Regions from separate parts of the Homo sapiens genome. Here region 1 is linked to region 2. A link is a loop called in an ENCODE intact Hi-C map of the cell type or tissue named here. Cell type or tissue: heart right ventricle. All regions are shown on one strand. Region 1 has its middle 7.0 kb from the start of NRARP. Region 2 overlaps EXD3 (exonuclease 3'-5' domain containing 3).

What was found. Peaks named below come from ENCODE experiments on the same cell type or tissue, not always from the same donor. Only the 100,000 strongest peaks of a DNase experiment are listed, where the experiment ranks them.
Region 1: a loop joins it to region 2, with 2.4 times the contacts of the local background. A loop is called at or near these places in 2 of 110 quality-filtered maps.

The regions. Positions count from the first base shown.
Region 1 is chr9:137,293,992-137,296,491 of GRCh38, reverse strand. No RefSeq gene overlaps it. Among named protein-coding and RNA genes, the nearest start is that of NRARP, 7.0 kb to the left of the region's middle. RefSeq lists a silencer at 837-1,246. In heart right ventricle, CTCF peaks have their summits at 979 (motif pointing left) and 1,751 (motif pointing left); no DNase peak of the experiment used is centred here; H3K4me3 peaks cover 1,807 bases; H3K27ac peaks cover 1,888 bases; H3K27me3 peaks cover 944 bases.
Region 2 is chr9:137,386,046-137,388,545 of GRCh38, reverse strand. The region is part of intron 2 of EXD3 (exonuclease 3'-5' domain containing 3); the gene reads left to right. Among named protein-coding and RNA genes, the nearest start is that of EXD3, 36 kb to the left of the region's middle. In heart right ventricle, no CTCF peak of the experiment used is centred here; no DNase peak of the experiment used is centred here; H3K4me3 peaks cover 1,010 bases; H3K27ac peaks cover 1,544 bases.

The sequences.
Region 1 (2,500 bases), 92 kb after region 2:
CCTGGGGAAGGAAGCCTGAGGCCGGGATGCGACGGCTTGGAACACGGGAGGGGCCGTGGAAGGTCTGGGAACCTCCGCAACTGCTGCTTCCAGGGCCTCCAGTGCAGACCCTCCGGGGCTTGGAGGTCCCCGGGAGGCCGCCCTCCACCCACCCCCGCACACTCAGGCTCCACCGCCCGGAGCCGCTCCCCCCGCTGGAAACTCCCAACACCCGTCCGGCGCATTCTTCTGCCGGGCCGTCCTTCCGACCGTCCTCCGCGCGTCCGTCTGTCGGTCTTTCTTCTCTCGCCCCTCCAAAGCCGCGGCCCCCATTCATTCCCGAGGCCTCTGCCCTTTCCTCCGCGCCGTCCGGCTCGGCGAGCAGCTGCTATGCTAATGAGGGCGGGGGGCTGGGGCCGGGGTGCGGGGGGAGGGAGCCGGGCCGTGGGGGGCATGTGGGGGTGGGGGCAGCCGCTCACAAAGCCCGATCTCTACATTCAAAACCAGCCGGGCCATTCCGGTCCCCAGCGCGCCAGGCGGGGACGGCGGGGACGGTGGGGACGGCGGGGACGGTGGGGGCGGGGCGCCTGCGCACCCGGAAAGCGCCCGCACCGCGAGGGGCGAGGGCAGAGCCGAGGGCCGGGCCGAGGGGGCGCACCCGGCTCGCAGCGCCGCGCACCCACTCGCCCCAGCGCTGGGGTCGCGGCCTGGGACGCGCGGCTCGTCCTGGGGACCCCGCCCCGCCCACCAGACGCCGCCGCGCGTGGGGCTAGAGTGCGCCCGGCGCAGGTGGGGAGGGGGGTCCGACCCAGCGCGGACCTCGCCGGAGACACCCCGCCCGCCCCGGCCCGGTCCGCGGGGGCATGCGAGGCAGGGGAGGGGGCGCGCCCGGGGCTCCCACCGACCTCGCCCGGGCGCAAGGGCCGGAGCCCCCGGGTTCCCGAGCCTCGGAGCCGCCGCGGCTGTGCTGCCGCCCTGTGGCCGCCGCCCGCACTGCGCCTCGGGCCCGGCCGCGCTCCAGCGCGTGCACCCCGCACTCCGCCCTGCCCCGGACCTCCGCGGGCCCCGAGTCTTCCTGCCAGCCCCTCGGCCCCAGGGAGGCGGGGCGGGCGCCGGGGTAGACGGCGGGGCCATGTGGGCTTTGCTAGCTCGGGAGCGGGGCGGGGTGGGAGGCTGCGGGGAGCCGGGCCCCAATGCCCGGAGGTCAGGGGCGCCCTGGGGCAGAGGAAGCGGCAGGTACCCCTTAGCGACTCGTGGCTTCTGCAGCCCCTAGAAGGACCCCCAGACGAGGGTCTGGAAAAGTGACCCCTTCATAGTCCTAAACAAGCAGTTGGCAATGGTGTGCCGTTCTCCACGCGGTCCGATGGGAAAGGGAGGCCCTGAGCCGCAACGAGTAAGTAGATAGTCAGCAGGACCACGTGGACGCGACCAACCACAGGTCACACTTCGGACGGGAGCAGGACCCGGCGCCCATCCCTCAGGACCGCCGAGAGCCGGGCCCTCTGGGCCGCAGGTGCCGCTACCTTAGCCATGGAGCCGCAGCAGAGGAGGCCGGCGCTGGAATTGCAGGCTCGTCCTGGCTGCCCCGCCGCACTCCTCTCACGGAAGTGGCTGTGCCGGAGGCGCGAGAACAGAACTCTGTTCAGACGCTCGCGTGCTCGGAGAATGGAGCCTGGAGACCTGGTTCACACCCGCTATGTGTTTAAATGGATAAAACGCTCCTCAGGTCTGTGAGCCTGCAAACAAGGTCCCCACTGCCATCTGCTGGCCCCACAGACAAGAACCCACACAGGAATGAAGCCCAAAATATCCCATAAACTTTCCAAAGAGAAATGACAAAACTGAAATAGTAGTGGTGTCAAAACACAGTGTACTTCTCAGCCCAATGAAGCTGGGATGGGTGGCCCAGGGAGCCCCAGACTTCATGGATAGGCTTTTCGTTCACATGGCTCAAAATGGCACCCCAGATCCAGCCATCACATCTGCACTCCAGCCAGCAGAAAGGAGGCAGGGCCCTCTTCTTCAAGGATGCCTCCCAAAAGTTGTGTTGCCACAGCTGCTCACATCCCATTGGCTAGAACGTAGTCATACGACCCACCTCACTGCAAGGGAGGCTGGGAAATGTAGTCTTTAATCTGTGAAATGTGCCCGCTTAAAACGGAGCCATGGAGGAAGAAGGACTAGCGATCTGGGGGGTAGGGGTTGGGTGGGCGAAAGGCTGTGCCTCCCTCGGTGGCGTCAACATCCTGGCCATGTTGTCACATGCACTTGCTGGCAAAATTCCCAAGCCATGCGCTCACAGTTTGTGCAGTGATGAGTGTGGCAAACACAGCTCAGTTAAAAATAAACATCATTTTATAGATTAGCTGAAGAATACAATGTCCCACGAGACTATGTGGCCATCAGGAAATTAACTTTTCTGACCTAATGGCCCAGGAAGCACTGCGGGCAGCGTCTCGCCCCGTGTAACGCAGCACCCGCAGAAGTGCCCGGGATCAGCCTTTGCCTCGGCGGGATCCTG
Region 2 (2,500 bases):
TTTCTCATCCCCGCTTTATGGTAGAGTGTCGGGAATAACAGAGCCTTCGGCGCCACCCACTCCACAGCCCACAGTTTCCCGCGTGCGTCTGTGTCTCAAGGTGAAGGCAGCCCCATTAGCCGGGTGTCGTTTGGAGGAAGTGGCGTCCCTGTGTTCTGCCCATCCTGCGTCCCTGCAACCATCCGTCCTCCCGTCGGCCGGCGCGGGGGTGTCAGCTGGGGAGCCGTCCTGGGGACAGATGGTGGAGCCGTCCTGGCCGCCTCTGCCTGGACACCCTCAGGCCAACCCCACAGAGTTCCTGAGCCCTCCCAGGCACGTTTTGGGGAGGGTGGCTGGGGGGGAAGCCAGTGTGGGCACCAGGCTCTGGTGCTGGGCAGGGACCATGATTCAGCCCCCCAGAGAGAAGCAGCCCAGCTCTTGGATGTGAATCCACATTCGGGGGACTGTGGGACTTTTATTCTTGAGCTTGAGTTTTTTCTAGGTGTCCTCCTAATACACAGCTGCCCCGCTCTGCCCCCACCCACATGGTTCCAAGGGGCAGGGTCCAGGGTCAGGGCCCAGCCTCCTGGCCAGGGCCATCTGTCTCAGCGTCCTAGACCTGCCTGTCTGCAGGTCCCAGGCATCGGTGCAGCACTGATGAACTTGGCGAATTCAGGGAACTTGGGCCTGGGTGTGGAGGTGGGGGCCAGAGGCCACCCACGGAGCTCCGGCCAAACATCCACGCTGGGGACCAAAGGCCCCCAGAAGCTACTGCACGAGGAGGCGACCTCAGGGAGGGCTGGCTGGGGCTTCTGGGGCCGGAGAGCGGGTCTGGGAGGTCCCTCGGTGTCAGCTCCAAGCCCCACCCGCCCTTCTCGGACCCCGTGCCCCTGCGTGGTATCCCTGAGTTGGGGTGCGTGGGGTGCTGTGTGCTGAGTGGGGTGTGTCCCCCAGGGCTCTCCCAGGCACCCTGTCCTCTCACTGCTGAGCCCTGGGGCTCACAGAGCTCGCTTGTCTTCTTCGTTCAGACAGAAGCCGCCCCTGGACATCCTGTTTTTCTTCTGTTGTATGAACAGGAAGCCAGCAATTGTGTGGGATGAGTGTCAGCATGGCCGTGTCTGAGCCCGGCACGGCAGACACTTGTCCCGCCACACCTGCCATGGGTCCCTCCAGCTCTGGCCCGAGAGACTCAGGGCTCCCCAGGGCTCCCCAGTTGCGTGGGCTGTGAGCACCATGTGTGCACGGCTGGCCCTGGAATGGCTGGGGCGGGCACCGTGGAGTGTCCATCGTGCACCGGCCATGGCCTGGAAGGAGACCCAGGCGGTCACTGCCCTGGGGCTCAGCGTTGAGGCCACAGTGAAGCGACAGGGGCAGAAGGGCAGGGGCCGGGGGCCAGGCAGGGAGCGGGGGCCGAGGGCCAGGCAGGGAACAGAGGCGCTGAGGGAGGCAGACAAGGAGTAGGGGCCGGGGGCCAGGCAGGAAGCAAGGGCCGGGGGCCAAGCACGGAGCAGGGGTGCTGAGGGAGGCAGGCAGGGAGCAGGGGTGCTGAGGGGGCCAGGCAGGGAGCGGGGGTGCTGAGGGAGGCAGGCAGGGAGCAGGGGTGCTGAGGGAGGCAGGCAGGGAGCAGGGGTGCTGAGGGAGGCAGGCAGGGAGCAGGGGTGCTGAGGGGGCCAGGCAGGGAGCAGGGGTGCTGAGGGGGCCAGGCAGGGAGCAGGGGTGCTGAGGGAGGCAGGCAGGGAGCAGGTGTGCTGAGGGGGCCAGGCAGGGAGCAGGGGTGCTGAGGGAGGCAGGCAGGGAGCAGGGGTGCTGAGGGGGCTTCCGGGCAGGCTGCTGGGTGCTCGAGAAGCAGCCTCAGGCCCAAGGGGCAGGGTCCAGGTACACGGAGGTTGGAGGCTGGGAGGATGTGGTGGGCCCTGGCTTTGACTCTCAAGGCTGAGGGGCCACGGTGGAGTCCATAAAGTGGCCTGGCCTGCCCCATATTTCTGTAGGATGCTAGGGCTGTGCCGTGTTGCGCGGCTGGGTGTTGTCTGAGGGCACAGCGTCAAGGCAGGGAGTCCCCTGGGAATCTGGAGTGGCCCAGGTCGGTGGGAGGGGGCAGACCCTGCCCACCTGGAGGGCAGAACCAGCAGGACCTGAGCAGGGCAAAGACCAGCAACACTGACTGGGGAGTAGGAGGGCCGGCATCACCAACTTCCCACCTGGAAAGGTGGATCTCGATTTGGAGAACTTAAAAAGAATAATAAGGACACCCTGCTTATTGATGGATGGATTGATTGACAGGTTCTCACTCTGTCCCCCAGGCTGGAGGGCAGTGGCACAATCAGGGCTCACTGCAGCCTCAACCTCCCAGGCTCCAGCCATGCTCCCACCCCAGCCTCCCAAGTGGCTGGGACCTCAGGAGCGCCACCATGCCCAGCTAATTTTATTTATTTTGGTAGAGATGGGGTCTTGCTGTCTTGCCCAGGCTGGTCTCAAACTCCAGGGCTCAAGCGACCCACCCACCTCAGCCTCCCAAAGTGCT